Regions from separate parts of the Mus musculus genome. Here region 1 is linked to region 2. Evidence: chromatin loops called from intact Hi-C (ENCODE). Cell type or tissue: heart. All regions are shown on one strand. Each heading gives the region's core, and the rest is flanking DNA. Links, peaks and the distances in the headings are about the cores only. Region 1 holds the start of Atxn7l3b (ataxin 7-like 3B). Region 2 overlaps Krr1 (KRR1, small subunit (SSU) processome component, homolog (yeast)).

Evidence for each region. Hi-C counts contacts between places; a loop is a spot of excess contacts. Peaks named below come from ENCODE experiments on the same cell type or tissue, not always from the same donor. Only the 100,000 strongest peaks of a DNase experiment are listed, where the experiment ranks them.
Region 1: it touches region 2 in a loop (6-fold over the local background); 2 of 42 quality-filtered maps call a loop at or near these places.

The regions. Positions count from the first base shown.
Region 1 is chr10:112,924,351-112,932,785 of GRCm38, forward strand. It overlaps Atxn7l3b (ataxin 7-like 3B), which reads right to left and starts at 4,676. Exons shown (of 1, transcript NM_001033474.2): 1 at 1,078-4,676. The coding sequence starts at 4,372. The coding sequence ends at 4,079. Gm22507 (a small nuclear RNA gene) reads left to right here and starts at 7,074; the gene lies at 7,074-7,234. In heart, for the core only: a CTCF peak has its summit at 5,048; a DNase peak (open chromatin) is centred at 4,691; H3K4me3 peaks cover 2,733 bases; H3K27ac peaks cover 1,495 bases.
Region 2 is chr10:111,972,904-111,981,338 of GRCm38, forward strand. It overlaps Krr1 (KRR1, small subunit (SSU) processome component, homolog (yeast)), which reads left to right. Exons shown (of 10, transcript NM_178610.4): 2 at 2,582-2,754; 3 at 3,839-3,973; 4 at 4,209-4,334; 5 at 4,412-4,495; 6 at 6,188-6,244; 7 at 6,984-7,154. Among named protein-coding and RNA genes, the nearest start is that of Krr1, 4.4 kb to the left of the region's middle. In heart, for the core only: a CTCF peak has its summit at 4,860 (motif pointing right); no DNase peak of the experiment used is centred there; H3K4me3 peaks cover 1,105 bases; H3K27ac peaks cover 249 bases.

The DNA.
Region 1 (8,435 bases), core at 216-8,215, 950 kb after region 2:
TTGTTTCACATTGTGTTTAAAAGCAGGTAGATACCAGCTCTTTACTTGTTAAATGAACAAAACAGATATGGACAACTCAGGTTCAGAGGGCAGTTATCATTAATGCCTGCAGAGCAAGTTTTCCTGAATCCATACTTCAAATAACTTGAAATTACTAAATCCAGCAGAGCTATGAACTATTTGATATCCTTTCTAACAATAAAGATACTACCTATAGGACATAGTTGGTCTTTTGTCATTTTAGAAAACAAAGGACTATATTAAATCTAATTCTACAAAATAGGATGTCTGCATCAAGTAATTTAAATAAAATGTTATGGTAGATTCCCATATAGATTTCACTTAATAGAAATTTAAGGAAAATCGAGATTTATTTTTAGGACTTTGTATAGTAAACTTGTCACATGCTCTTTAACAGAGCCTTCCCATTTTCTTTTAAAACAATTTCTCAACAGATTTGACTGTAGGTCTTAGGTGGCCAATTGCATTTAATTACAACTCATGATCATGGAAAAGAAGGCTATTTGGAGTATTCAACTAGAAGTTTCCTACTCTGGTACTTTCCCATGCCTTCTGTCTTGTCTACTTCCCACCTTGAACTATGGTGACTTTGGACAGAACTAAATTTTATGTACAATTCCTAGGAAATGCTCAAACTGTAGATTACAATTAAGAGATGTTATTCAAAAGCAAACAAAAACCCTAAAGGAGTGGGACAAACTAAGGGACAGTAGGTAGGAAGCATTTTCTGCTACTTAACATTTGTCAAGTTAGTTTGATGATGACGTATATACTATAACAAATTTTGTACAAGTTAAACTACTACAATGCACCATTATTAGTAGCCCGGACTATATTTTACTGTCTTCTTACCTCATATGAAAAAGGGAACTTTATGTACTTTTTTCTTTAATAGACAGCCAAATTTGAAGGATTATATGAGAAATAAAAGCTAGACAGAGTTCCTCTGTGGATTTTGATGTACCTCCCATTCAAGTACCTAGATTCAAGAGTGGTAAAATATTTTGCTATGCCAACAACCCCTGGGAAACATGCCATTAAGAAGATGAGTCAAAATATTTCTTTTAAATTTTATTATCATTTAGCAATGGGAAAATGCAATTTATTTACACCAGCAGCCATATGGGCAGGGGGAACACAAGAGTTAATTAGCTATTTGTATAGGACGGATTACTTATTAAAAAATAAGAATCTCCAAAACAAAGGACAGTGGTGAATTTCAAACTACCCTCCCCCAATGATCCCAGCATGCGATAATGCCAGGTAGTGGCCCCTGGGCATGCGATGGTGGGAACTAATTTACTGAAGAAAAAAGCACAAACCACAGAAAATGTAAAGAACCCCTTCCCCCTATACACACACTCAGATACATAATAGGATTACTGGTTGGTCAATACAATGAACAGAAGAGGAAGGATAGGATTCTGCTGTTACAGGAGGGCAGGGGAAGGGGAGGGCTCCTAACCACTGTCAACTATATGCTGGAGAACATTTGCTCCCAAAAAAGTAGTTTGTTCCCTCAGGGCAATAATAGCTGGACTGAACCCACCTTTTATCTACACAGAGTGGGGAGCTACAGCCCTAATGAAAATGTTGGAGACAGAAAACAAAAGCAGTAACAAGAAGGGAAGTAATATGAGCAAACCCATTACCCCAAACTACTACCCACATCTTTATGTTCTAACCAGAAAAGGCAAGAAAACTAAAGTCACATTTGAGCTCCCTATCTGAAGGCAAGAGTGAGTGGGCCATGGCCTTTCTCCCTTTCATGTTTCCCAAGTACTTTATATAAGCAGGAATCTCACACTGCTTTTTTGTTTTTCCACAATTCACTGAAGGTTTTTAAAGAACTCATGTAGCAAGGTATCTTTTAAGTATTTTTTAGCTCCTGCCAAGGTTTTACTCACGTTCTCAAAATTCTTGGACTAAGGATCCAAACTGTAACTAGGCCCCAACCCTGAGCTGCAAAACTCTGAGAAGGCAACAACAGACAGTCTCAAGGCTCAAGCACTATAATTGCCTCAACTCTTTGAGTATAATCCAAATTAGTCCACACACTTCAAATAGCTCCTGGGAGAAGGAAGATACATACACAATAGGATTAGAAATGTGGAGCAGAACCAACTCCTTCCTTGTGTATGCCAGCATTCCTGGCTCTGCAGTAAGTCCTAAGAGGCCGTATCCAAGTAGCAATGGGAAGAAAGAACTCATGACAGGCAGGGAGATATACTAGCAAGGCAGCCTTATATAAGAGAAACACTTAGACATGACACTGCCTTGTAAATTTAAAAAAAGGTTGTTTTTTTTTTTTTTTTTTTTTTTTGTTATTTTCCCATTCCAATCCAAACAGAGGGAGCCATGAGAGATTCTCCTCTAAGGCTTCCATAAAAACAGGTAAAACAAAACAACATAAAAATTTAAAGTTAGAAAACGAAAACGACAACAAAAGGAAAAAGGAAACTTGTGTAGGCTTCGGAGGAGCAGCACTGGAAGATGAGCTGAAATTGGTCGAGAGAAAACCTAGTGTGGCAAGCAGCACCTGGAATCATGAGCTGCACCAGAGAGGCAGTGGAGCAGTGACAGGAACATGGCCAAGCCAGACAGATGAGGCTGGACCCTTTACTGGGGCACAGAATGAGGTAAGAAAACATTTCAAATAAAGCAGCACCTTTCTTTTCTGCTCACCTCAGGACTCCCACCCTCCATAACCCCCCATTTTAGGGACTGAAACAGACCAGTTTTGATATGCCACTCACTTCCCCTTTACTTCTAACCCTGCCTCCAACTTTCCATCAAGAAATATACAGCCCCTGCTGGAAGGAGGTTCTGAGGACCAAGTGATGAACTGCTGTTTGTGAGGGCAGAGAAGGTGGAGACAGTCTCAATCAGCACAGCAGAGGTCTGACTGCCCAGTTGATGAAGGAATTCTGCAACCATACCAGGTAAACCAGGCCTGTTTCAGGGCTCTTAGCATTAAACTCATTCACATTATTGAAGGCAGATGGAAAAAAGTTCCCTCCTGGCTCAATTTTTAAACAGCCTCCTGCTCTGCCATGATGTCCTTCTGTAGGTCAGTGGTACCACTGGAGGGCAGCGACCTGTCATAATGATCAAGTCAGACCCATGGGCTGGTTACATCACCAGTAACTCAAAAGTAGGAAAAAACCGTCCCACCAAACTTATGTCCGCAGTATGTAATTCAAGACATGAGTCTTCCAGTTGGACATGATGTGCAGTCGCGGAGGTACACTTCATCCTCATAGCATCAAAAGAAAATCTTCAGCTGTTTGAAAACCACCTTGTCCTTTGCCAAACCTTTGCCACTCAGTAGGATGGAAAGACAGGTCTTCTGATGAGCCAAAGGCAAGGCCTTGTCCCCACAAAATGCTGGACCTTTGGAAAACAGGTGATTTGGAACTTCTTGAAGACAAGGGCACAAGGGCTTCCCATCGAATTCAAACGGGAATATTAATATTTTTAGTATTTAAGTCACATACCTGACTTCTATTTGTATCAAAGAGGCCCAATTGGAGGCTTAGAAATCAGAGGAGCAGTCCACCGAAGCTGACTGATCAGGGCCTGACCATCAACACCATCTAAAACTTCGAAGGAGGCCCATGACATCAGGCAGATGCAGAATCTGAGAAACAAATAGAATTGTATAGGCTGGGTACACAGCTGCTCACCTGTGTACCGAGGACAGTTCAGGGTCCTTGCACATCCACATGTATTTTATACAGCTCAAAATACAGCACGACGCCTCTGGACCTTCTTCTGCCCAGGATTTCAGAGCTGGCATGGGAGACCCTTTCAAATGGACCGGGATTCCTAAATTCTCCTCTTTGGGTGTTTTGTTCGTTTTACGCCTTCTCGGTTTTTTTTTTTTTTGTATTTTAATGCTAAGATCTTGAAGGGGGGTAAATGGGACTTTTGTTTGCTTTTCCTTTATTTGTTGATTTAATTTTTTTTCTCTCCAACTTAGCTTATTCCTCCAAAGCCACGGGGACCAGTCTCTATTATTGTCCTGGTCACTGTGTCGCCCTCTCTCAGGTGGTGACTACTGGAATTCCGGAGGTGAACGCTGCAGCTCCGTCTGGGGCCCGTCCCCGGGATCCCCAGGAAGGGAGCAGAGCGGGAGGCGGCACGCGCCTTTGTCCTCCACTGGCTGGATGCCGAAATCCTTCACGCTCCCAGTGTCTGCAAACTCCAGGTAGAAGTAGCCACACTTGACCGCCCGGTGCACCTCAAAGCAGAAGCCCAGGCAGGAATCCTCTATCAGGTCTACATAGATCTCCTGGGCGATGGCCTCCAGCTTGTTAGTATCCAGGTTGGCCAACGAAATCTCCTCCATCTTAACCGGCAAGCGACCGTGCGGAGGGCGCTGGCTTTACTCACGGCACACTCGGGCTCCGCTAGGCCTGCAAGGCCTCTCCGGGCCTCGTCCTCCGGGACGGCAACGGCGACGACGGCGGCGTCCGCGGCGACAGCAACCGCCGCTCCGGAGCCCCAACGCTCGCTCGGCTGCGACGATCACCCAAGTTCGGGATTCTGAGCTGCACCCGAGCCCGGCTCGCCGCGAAAACCGTCTCGGCGCCTCACCCAGCCGTTCGGGCCTCTTCCTCTCGCTGACAGTCTGGGCCCGCCCCCCCACTTCCGCCCGGTGCTGCGCCTGCGCACTGGCTCCGCGCGGAGGCTGGGCTTGGGCTCGGGCTCTGGCGCAGTTCGCTGGCCTGGGAGCACTGTTGGTCTGTGCGAGCCAGTGGCGACAACTGGCATTCCTGCCTGTGTCTTTTTCTCTCTCCCGGTTCATAAAATGTTATCGACGATGCTATGGTATTTTGTTTAGGGCTTTAAACGTTCACTAATGCGTTCACCTGTGTTTCAATGATTTCTTACGTAAAAGGAGGAATAATAATTACTTGTCCAGTTGTGTAATCAATCGAATAATGATTTCAGGCATGTTTATCCACATACGACTGAAAATTTGACGTACAGGATTGGCTTGCAGTAATTTACAGTACTGCCGCAGTTGTCATTTAAATCCACTAGATGATGCAAGGAAACAAATTGCCCTATAGTTTATCTTTGAGGCTTTCTTTGAATGAAAACAACTAGAATCCTGACACTAAAGGCATAATTCAAATATATTGATCAAATAAACCTAAGGCATTTATCTCACTTATAAGACCATTAAGTCAGCGTGACTGTAAAGAAATGATTATATACGTCTCCAAATGTGCTACAAGATAAAAATGATGTGCGCTTAGTTTGGGGGAGGCAAAGAGGAGGGGGAAGACTTTCCTAAAGTTACACTGCTTTCACTGTGAGAACTGGAACCGTCCCACCAAATCCTCTGCAGCCAGCTCCTAACAACTTTTCTCATTTGACTCAAGCAAGTCCTTATTCTGTCACTGATAAAACACACTACTAACCACAATGGATCAGAAGATGCTAGCTAGCTATTCCTAAAAAGATTAGTTGTGAATTCAAACATAAGGAAATCACTGTATTCTTTCTTTACTTTTTTCTTTCTTGTTCATTATTTGATCCTCCTCTGCAACTGCTCTACTTTTGCAATTTATCAGAAAGAACTGTGGCTAAGGAAAAACTCAAATCCTCCTTTATAGCTTTCTTATGCAAGATTTCCAGATTAGAGAAAAGCATAAGATGATCATATTTTCCTCAGTACAGAATTACCTTACACTGATTGATTTAGAGTGCAAACTATTTGTAAACAACTGTATTTTCTAGTTGTCTATTTAATTAATTTAGATCTCACAAATTGGCAGATACAAATCATTTAGCTTATGCTACTTAATTTTTTTCTGCCCAGAGTTCTTTTTTTTTAATTTAAAAAAAGACAGAACTTTAAAAAAATTGGACTTTTGTATAATCTAGATGTTCTAGATTCAAAAAATTAACGTATTGACACATTGTGGGATCTGGACATACAATAAACCATGTAATGTTTAAGAGTACATGTTACTGAATCAGACTGCCTCCTACAGTAGATGCCTATGCGAATCTTGTATTGGGATCTGTTTTCTTGACATTTCAGGAATAGGTGTCATCACATAGTTTTGTAGTGAGACACATAGCAATACGTATAAGAATTTTCACATGGTGCTTGCATGATGTATACAGTGGTACAGACTGCCTAGTTAGATAAAGAAAATATAGTTAGGACTTCAAGCATCTTTGCTTTAAACTCTTTCCTCTTCAAACTAAGTGTAAAACTCTACTTTCCAGGTCTAGTACAAATTCAGAGACATTTGTGAAGTTTAGACTTTTTTCTGCAGGTCTTGGTTTGGGTCTGACTGTCTAGCTTCATGTCTAGCATGCTTTGACATTTGCTGGTGCTAACACATTTATTGCCAAACAAAAGTTCTTATTAACAGACAACTGTCCTTTGTCATTATCGATGTATAATTTGTTCATGCCAGGTCATTGAAAAATCTTTGTTCCCTTAATTTGACAAAACAAATAGGAGATTGTTTTTCTTAATCTTATACTGTGGGAGTTGGAAACTGTCTTGTATTTATCTAATACATTTAGTACAGTTCAATAAAAATTATTTCAAAGTATATGTGCTTTTATGTTCATAGAAATTCAAATAATGATAATTCTATTTACTCTGACTAAACAGTATTGTTTTGAAAATCTGTAGTCTAACTCCCATTTTGTCTTCTATTTGTATCACTAAATTGTCTTAATATGAATTGAAATATACTGGAGATTTCATTTATTTTTCTAAAAAATAAATGAGAAATTTATTGGTGATCTTAATGGAGTGTTGAATGTACTATATTTATTAATATTTAGTTCATTTTCTAAGTGCAATGCAGATAATATGGAGTACTTCATCATAAGTGGCCTTAAAGTATATGCATTAAAATAAGTAGTGCGCCAAAGGAATACCATCATTTTTCAACTATCTTTGACTTTTTTTTCTCCCCCTTAAACAATGTGTGCAATGGGAGAAGCCACTCTTTTAAAGAGGAAAACATTTGCATTCTTATATAAACATATTTATAAACATAGCCATATATTTGATACTTACTTGGCAGGGGAGATAGCATGATCGAGAAGACGTTTTCAGGGTGGGAGCTCATCACTGTACTTGGGATATTTTGGTACCTTTGGCTTCCCCAAATGGGAGAAACCAACAGCATAATTAGTGGTGGTAGGAACTGTGCTTGTGGTCTGCTCTGTAAATTAAACAAGAAAACACATATATTTTGGGTATGTCACTTTTGTATGCACAGAAAATAGAGACAAATGAGGCAGCAGAATGCATCCCAAAGTCAACTCATCCAGTTGCCAGTCATGTTCTAGAGTTATTTGTCAGAGAACATGTTTGTATGTGCAGGTTTATGCTTTAAAACTGTTTGTAATGAGATTGTGCATTTCTTCAGGGTTTCATGTCAGTCTTAAAAATCAAATAACTACTGAAACATTTTTAATTGTTTAATTTACACTCTAATTGTTGCCCTCCTTCCCAGCCCCCCCCCAAGAGTTCTTCACCCCCGTCCCCCGTCCCCTTTGCCTCTGAGCGTGTACTCCCCTCCCACCCCACCAACCCCCTCCCCCCACACCCATGTACCCCCATCTCATACCTCTTCTACTGAGACCAGACAAGGTAGTCCTCTGCTACGTATGTGCAAGGGGCCATGCATGGCCTTTGGTTGGTGGCTTAGTCTCTGGGAACTGCCAGGGGACAGAGAGGGTTAGGTGATACTGTTGGTCTTCCTATGCGGTTGCCACCCTCTTCAGCTCCTTCAGTTCTCCTCCTGACTCTTCATTGGGGAGCTCTTCCTGATCTCTGTCTTTGGTTGTAAGTATCTGCGTTTGTCTCAGTCAGCTGCTGGTAGAGTCTCTCAGAGGACAGTCATGCTAGGCTCCTGTCTGCAAGCACAACATGGCATCATTAATAAGTGTCAGGGTTTAACTTGGGGAGGTATACAAGGAAGCACAGAATTTTATGCTTCCTGTTTGGATTTAAGGATCGGCACCAAAAACATAATATAGAAACTTAGTTTTCTAGAAAAATCTAGAAATTACTTGTGTTTTGGCAATCAGAATGTGCCAACTGTTAATAGAAACCTAAAAAAAATCCATATATTTTCAAATACATACCTGCATTGAAATAGTAAAAATAGTTTGTGCACATTAACCTTTTACCCAGAGCTATATGTTGACAATTATCGCACTTTTGATCTATTTGTTTTCCTTTAAAGTTTCTTTTCCAGAAGCAAGTCTGAATTAGTGTGTACTGCACAATCTAACAGTAAGTTGCAAACAGGTTTTATCATTTCTAAGTCTTTCATTGCTCAGATACTTTAAGAAAGATGCATTCTTTCACATTATCACCATACAATGATCACACTTTAAGAAATTCAGATGGAGTCTAGTAT
Region 2 (8,435 bases), core at 165-8,164:
GCTGGCGGATCTCGAAGCATCTTTGTCTCTTTCTTTGGCCGCGCACTTGGGTTGAGCCTCTTTTAGGCTGTGCAGTGCCTGCGGTAGCCGGGGTAGCCGAGGGTTGCGGGTGTTGATGGCTGCGCCGGCCACGTGCAGCTAACGCAGTGTTTTTGCCAGCGACCGTCCCTGGCAAGTGTACCCGATGCGCCTTCTGTCCCCGGTAAAAGTGTGAGGACTCAGAGATTGTGGAAGGCGCGGCAGTTCTGCCTTGAGCTTTGGGGAGGGGAGGTTGAGAGGATGCGGATCAGGATCAGGTGGGAGAATCTTCGTGTCCTGCGAGCGCCGATGGTGATGAGGGAGGCGGACGGGGAAAGGTGGGGACGGAGCTCAATGGGAAGTTTTGTCAGAACTTTTATCTGATTATTAAGTTGCTAAATGACACAGCTCTCAGTCTTTAGCTCTAACCCCTAGTTTGATTTTTGGCTGCTCTAGTTTGATTGCTTCTTTCCGTTTTGATGAGAGTTTGGTTTTTACCTACCTTCAATTTAAAAAGAAAAATTTTTTTCTTTTAAAAACTAAGTACGTAAAATACGGCAGGGACTATAGACACCGGTAAAAGCTTCAAACCAACGCTTGAGGAATTGACAGGATGAGTAGACCATCTTCCTCAAGTTATCCATGTGCCAATCACAGATGCTATATAGCTTCCTTTCTGGTACCCGGAGTAATTCGTTCGAGCTTTCTGTCACCTATCTACAGCTATTATGATTTTTAACAAAACGCTTCGATTTTTGTCTCCTTTTGAATCATAGGAGAATGAATGGAGCTGTGTACTCTATGTATGTTGTCTGTGTCTTTAGCTTCTGATTCTTTACGATGCTGTGTAATATTTAAATTCCGTCGTTGGCGGACATTTGAGCTCTGCCTTCAGCTTGCTCTTGTAAGCACCTTTGTGCATGTCTTCTGGTAATGCCTCAGGGTCTCTGTAGGAATTTAGGATTGGAAACTCAATTGCAGGGTATCTTCAAGTTATGCTAATGCTACCGGAAGGAGCTGTGCCAGGTTTTTTTCTGTTTTAGGAAAGGTTTGTTTACGTTCAAAGCGTGAGGGTATAGTCAACCATGGAGGGGAAACTGGGCCAGCACAACTCTAATAGTTGAGATTGCTCATCGATCTAAATTTACAGTGATTTTTTTTGTTGTTGTTGTGTTTTGATTTTGAGGTCCTGGATGTACTTATATAGCTAGACTTTCACCCTAACCTAATAAGCAAGTGATATTCTTGGTCCTAAGTGGCCTTAGTTCCCTTCCCTTTCCTCTACTAGGGTTCACACATTCTGTCTTAGGAAGGTTTAACCCTGGGCCTGAGTTTGCTTGCTTGCTTTTTGTTTTGTTTTGTTTTGTTTTGTTTTTGTTTTTGTTTTTTTTTTTTTTTTGTTTTTCGAGACAGGGTTTCTCTGTGTAGCCCTGGCTGTCCTGGAACTCACTTTGTAGACCAGGCTGGCCTCGAACTCAGAAATCCACCTGCCTCTGCCTCCCAAGTGCTGGGATTAGAGGCGTGTGCCACAACCGCCCATGTTCCCAGTTTTTATAGGATTTTAGTTTGCAGTTTTTAAAAAGAAGGTATTGGAGAATGAGTGGTTTATGAGGACCCATTGTCAGGAGTTTGAACCAGAAGTGGCAGAGTGAGTGGAAGTAGAAAGTACATTTTCTTACCTGTGGCTAATAACGTGGGCCAAGGGCCTGCCTTTCAGACCTCGGTGGTTTAAGGACAGGATGACGTTTAAGCACAGATCTCTGGGCCTCACCCCAGAGATGCAGATTCACTCTGCCTGAGATGGAGCCCCAGATGGCCTTGCCCACAAACTCCCACAGGTGTGCTGACGCTGCAAGATCAAGGATGGTTCTCTTCGGGTAGAGTTAACGTGTAGCTATTGGATTTGAGGGGTTTCTAAAGTTCTGGGACAGGGAGTTTTGAGAAGTGAAGCAGGCTCTCCAGAGGTGATCTCATAGTTGTCAGGATTTTAGGCCATTTCAGCATTTGTCCTTCTGGCCTGTCACTCCTTTTGGTTTGAATATCTTCTATAAAGTAGAAATAGTAATAGTGGCTTTCTTTTATTGATGAAAGGTGTGTATAAAGCTCTTTGGAAATCCTAAAATTGTATTACAGTGGCTGTTAATTGACATTGTACACCAGAATCCATTTTTAGGAATTTTTTACACACACAGACATGTGGGGGTGGGGGTAGGACTGTACCAAGAAAGTCAGAAAGGCTATTAATAATAAGGGATAAAAGTGATAAGGTGTTTGAACCACTTTATTGTGCAGTGAAAGTGTCTTAGTAATTGCTGTCTACCGGTGCATCCCAGTTAGAGTGGGTACAGGGAAAGCATCCTTGTGATGAGGCAACTGCAATGTATTCAGATGATCCTATTACAGCATCATGATGATGATGGGGCCGTGGTCATGATGCTGAATAATGTAACAACCAGGGATGCGGATATGAAACAATGCATTGGTGATCTTCTGAAGATGTGCATAGAGTGCGCACGTGTGTGAAGGACCATTCCATGTGATGTGTGAATTCTTTCCTCTGTAGATGAGGCGGAGCTCCTCACTGTCCCTGATGGTTGGAAGGAACCAGCTTTTTCCAAAGAGGACAATCCCAGAGGACTCTTGGAGGAGAGCAGCTTCGCAACCTTGTTCCCGAAATACCGCGAGGCTTACCTGAAGGAGTGCTGGCCGCTGGTGCAGAAGGCCTTGAATGAGCATGTACGCCTGCTTTAAACAGTTCCTTTCAGAGCTTTGTGTGTGCTGGTGGATTTTGGTTTTAGAAATGCCAACATAGCTGCTTAATTTGGTTCCTTTAGTATTTAAAAGAATCTAGGTCACCTTTATTCTTAGAGTTCATTCATTTTTAATTTTGTGCATAATTAAAGTATTTTGAGAAATACCTGTCCTCTTAATAGTTTAGAGGTTCCTCAAGCCATCTAGGATTACCTGTTCCATCCACAACTCCAAATGCCTTTCGTAGGCAGTGGTGGTAATCATGTACTCGTGTACCTGGCCAGTTTTAGCCAAGCCATGTTTCAGAGTTTATTTTAAACAACACTCGCTGGTGCACCCAGCTTTTCCATGTTTGCTCCCTGCCGCCAAGTCTCCAGAGTGCTGGTGTTGAAATGTTCATTGCTCACCCACCGTGATGCAGGATTCTTCTGAATGTGTCACAAGGCAGAAAAGAGCCTTTTGCTTTGCTCTGTTAAAATCCAGTTCTTGGGGCTGTGGAGCTCACACAGTTGGTGAAGTGCTTGTAATGCCAGCCTCAGGCCTGGAGCTCCATCCTCAGACCCTGTGTAAGCAGCCAGGTATGGAGGCAGAAGACCCAGGACTCACGGGCTAGCCGACAGCTAATTTGGTGAGCTCCAAGCAGTGCCTAGGGAGTGACACTGAGAGCCGACCCCTGGCCTCCACGTGTGCATGTGCTCGAATGTGCACTCTCCCTCCTCCCTCATGTGGTTCTTGTTCTTGAGAGTTAGTGCTCACTTTTGCTAACTATTGCTTTGTAAACCTGTCATAATTTGTTTTGTATTTAGTCCCTTAACCAAGTAGAAAGAGATTAAAAAGGAAAATTCATTTCTCGGTCTTGGGTTACAATTGCTTCAGTTTCTTACATCCTGTCAAGTGTGAAATTAATCAAGTATTCATCATTTGTATTTAACGGCCCAGCTGATTCCAGGAGGGAGTTGAGAGGCTTTGGAAGTTAGCTGATGGGCACAGAGGTTCTTAGTTTGGTTGGGGTCGACTCTATAATGATCTACAACTGAACCCATTTTGGGTTCTTTCCTTGTTTTTGTAGCATGTTAAAGCAACGCTGGACTTGATCGAGGGTAGCATGACTGTTTGTACAACAAAGAAGACGTTTGACCCTTACATCATCATTAGGGCCCGAGACCTAATAAAGCTCTTGGCCAGGAGCGTTTCCTTTGAACAGGTGTGTCTGGGCCAGGGGGATTAACTTGGTGAGCTCTGGGCCAGTGAGAGACTCTGCTCACAAAAACAAAGCGGGCAGGGTCTCAGGGAAGCAAGGGAGCGTGTTCCCCAGCCTGTGATGCTGCGTCTTTCCATCTGCCCACCTCCCTCCTCCCAGCGTCCATGCTTGTGCTTGCATTTTAGTAGCCTGGGGTTGGAAAAGAAAAATGCTGATGCTTTTTCCCTTCTCCTAAAAGGCAGTACGGATACTTCAGGATGATGTTGCGTGTGACATCATTAAAATCGGCTCTCTAGTGAGAAATAAAGAGAGGTTTGTGAAGAGAAGACAGCGGCTTATTGGTCCCAAAGGATCCACCTTGAAGGTACTTGTCGTTAAGGGGCGTGGGCACCTCTCGCTTACTCTCTGAGCACTGAGTCTGATCTTGCTCTTCTGCCTCAGGCACTGGAGCTCCTGACAAACTGCTACGTCATGGTTCAGGGGAACACGGTCTCAGCCATCGGACCTTTCAGTGGCCTCAAAGAGGTGAGAGCTAGGACCCGACACTTCCACCAGACACACATGAAATAACTAATGTGGTTGTCACATAAGTGTTCATCGGGTAATGTCTTCTAATCGTTTCGTATTTTTAGAATGTGCTTTGGTTTCTAAGTTGTAAATAGTTTGCTATGTAACTTGAGGGCGTCATCACTTCCTAGAATCTCAGGTGCTTTGGGCAACCTTTGACAGCTGTGGAGACGTGCGGTTCCCAGTTAGGTGTATGTATCAGCATCCTTCCCACTGTAAGACCTCAGAGGAAGTTCAGATCCAAGTAGCTCACCTTGCAATCCACACATGGTGTCAGCATCTGGATACTGAGCCAAGGTCCTGGTAGTGCAGTAACGCGTGCAACCAGTAGAGGTCAGCCTTTACAACCTTTCCCTTTAAACCACTGGATCTTTTGGTTTAGTGTTTTTTGTAGACATCTCTGCACCTTCTCAGATGTTGTGAGAACACCCATGGGACATAGCTTCCTGTCAGGTCCTGTTCTTACCGTGTTGAGCTGGATCTGCCTGTGTGGTTTGCCTCCCTCTTGGAATTCCCTTAGTAGGCATTCTGATGGCTTCTCTCTCATAAATTACCTACTCTTTTCTAGTGGAGCAATAATAACATCAAATACTTTACAGTTTTACATGTTTGGAAATATGGTACTTAATTCTTACAGTAGATCTGAGATATGGTTTTATCTCCATTTTACAGATATAAAGCTGAAATAGGAATATTAATCGACTCTTACGTGATGTGGTAGTCCCAGGGTTATTATTTATTATTATAATAACAATTACTATTTTTGCAGTGCTGGAAATCAAACCCAAAGCCTTGTGCACAATAGGCAAGCTCTCTCCTGCTGAGCTGTAGCCCCTATGCCAGGATTTGAACCCTCGTCTTTTGACTCTAAATCCAGCTGTCTTGCCCTAATCAGTAGTACCTGTAGGGCCTTGGGTACTTTGTTAGTTATTTACTGTATGGTCATAGTCATGAGACATGCTTTGTTTGAAACAGTTGACTGCTGTCACAGAAGATGGAGAAACCACTGAGAACAGTTAAAGTGTATCTGGTGTGGCCATAGACACTGATTCATGGGATCTGGTGTGGCCATAGACTCTGATTCATGGGATCCAGCGTGGCCATAGACTCTGATTCATGGGATCCAGTGTGGCCATAGACACTGATTCATGGGATCTGGTGTGGCCATAGACTCTGATTCATGGGATCTGGTGTGGCCATAGACTCTGATTCATGGGATCCAGTGTGGCCATAGACTCTGATTCATGGGATCTGGTGTGGCCATAGACACTGATTCATGGGATCCGGTGTGGCCATAGACACTGATTCACGGGATCCGGTGTGGCCATAGGCTCTGATTCATGGGATCCAGTGTGGCCATAGACTCTGATTCATGGGATCCGGTGTGGCCATAGACACTGATTCATGGGATCCGGTGTGGCCATAGACTCTGATTCATGGGATCCGGTGTGGCCATAGACTCTGATTCATGGGATCCGGTGTGGCCATAGACACTGATTCATGGGATCCGGTGTGGCCATAGACTCTGATTCATGGGATCCGGTGTGGCCATAGACACTGATTCACAGGAGAGTTTACAGGAGCTTACCCCTCTTCTGTCCAGTCTGTTGAAATCTTTGTGACCGCTTCATTTTTCTTTGTAAATTGCAGGTTCGAAAAGTAGTCCTTGATACCATGAAGAATATCCATCCAATTTATAACATTAAAGTGAGTCTTGTTTATACATTATTAATTAGTGATTGTCAGAGTTCTACTTCACAAACTGAAAATTAAATATTGTATGAAAATGTAATATGTAGAGAATTGGGGATAAAATTTGTCCCACCACTCTCTACCCTGGCCCTCTTTGGAGATTGTATCTCCCTCGTAAAATCTATGGAAAGAGACCCTGTCCTTCATTGTAGCATTCCAGTGCAGTGAAGAGAGGCCGCTCAGGACTGAGGATAGGCGGCATCAGTAGATTTTCTGCCTGTGTCAAAGTCTGGACTCTCAGGTTGCATGAAAGCTTCCTTTGGGAGTTAATGCTTGCACCGTGTGTGGGGAGACACTGATGCAGCCATAGTGTTGATGGGTGCTTGTGGGGGATGCGCTGACATTTCAGGAAGCTGCGGGTAAAAGTGATTTTAAATTCCTGGGACTTAGGATACCTCAGTTGCTACTGAAGGCTTCCCACTCACTGGAAGCAACAGCTAACTAAGCACCAACTCCCCCTGTTATTTAGTGGACGATGGCAGGGAAGCTGGGCTTCGCTTTCATATGATGTCTTCGTTTGATCTAGACTTAGAGTTTCTGGTATTTGGCTGGTTGTGCAGGCTTAGTTTCGTTGCAGTTGGTTTCATTCTGAACACGAGAAGCTTGTCCTTACTTTTAGAAGCAATGTGATGATGATGATGATAATGTATGAATTTTAAAATACATAGTTTTATTTATATGTATGTGCCTAAAGACCTTGATGATTAAACGGGAGTTGGCAAAAGATTCCGAGTTACGATCACAAAGTTGGGAAAGATTTTTGCCACAGTTCAAGCACAAAAATGTGAATAAACGCAAGGAACCGAAGAAGAAGAGTGTCAAGAAGGAGTACACGCCCTTCCCGCCCCCACAGCCAGAGAGTCAGGTCAGTGGCCAGCGGCGAATGCTGGGTGCGGGTGAAACTGCAGTATCCTGGGTTTGGAAACACTAGAGTTTGGGTTGGCTGTGGGTGTGCATGTGTTAGGACGTGAGAACTTGATAGCAAGGGTCGGGGAGTGGGCATCCCGTTGTGAGTAAACTGTGTTGGGGGAGGGGGTGTCAGGCAGCCAGGACCATGAAGCTAAAAGCTGCCTAGGGGTTTCACATTTTGACCACGTACTGTAAAGTCTTACCTCCACATGCATTTGTTGCCGTAGCTGTGAGCTGCAGGTTCCTTCCTTGTTTGTCAGCTGTCTTCTGGTCCTCTCCTTCACACACACAGCCAGGAGCCCCTCTCCTCTCCGCCTCTCTTTCTCATATGAACATTCTTTAGCCACACCCTCCCAGGAAAACTCAAATTAGAGTTAGGCAAAAAAATTAAAGTGGAGAAATTGGATTAAATTCACTAAAAGTTTGTGTCTCCAACTTCTGCTAGGCCTTAACTACGTTGCAGTCCTTTGTGTCCCCTTTCTGTTCCGTCCCACACCCGGCAGATCCCAGCATTGTACAGCTCTGGAATATTTGAGGTCATCAGAAAAGAGTTCCTTAGACTTCTCCTTGTCTCGCATTTCCTGACCCATGTAAAGTCTCTTTTTGTGCTTGAGTTGGAGTTCCACTTCTCTGGGATCTGGTTTGACTCTTCCCTTCTTTGCCTGTATCTCACAGTACTCAGTCTTTACTATGTTGTTTCTCATTTAAACATAAACCGTTTTCTGCCCACCGTCTTCCCTTCCTCATTGACCTGTGCTTGGGGTTTCAGGGAAACCCTTAAGGCCAGTGGCTGGGGCAGGGGTGTTAGTGAGAATGGTGTTCGTAGCAGTGGACATGCCCAGCAGTGGCATCATCTGTTCTGGGAAGGAAGGAGAGTGGGAGCCAAAGGAGCACCATTACATATCAGGGTTGTACCCTGCTCTTTATACATCTACAGCTCCTTGCTAAGTCAGGGATTGTGACTAAAGATCTGTCCTTCCATATGAACTTAGGATTGTCTCTTCCCATCTGTGAAGAACAGTAATTGCATTGACTATAGTTTGCTGTCGGTGACGTGGACATTCATCACTATTAATTCCTTGAATCCATTGACAGGGAAGATCTTTCCATCTCTATCTTCAGCCATTTCATTGGTGGTCTATAGTGTTCATTGTAGAGGTCTTGTGCTTTCTTACTAAGTTTGCTGGTGTGCACGCACGTGTGTGTTGAAGCTGGTTCTAGTGAGTAAGGTAGCTTC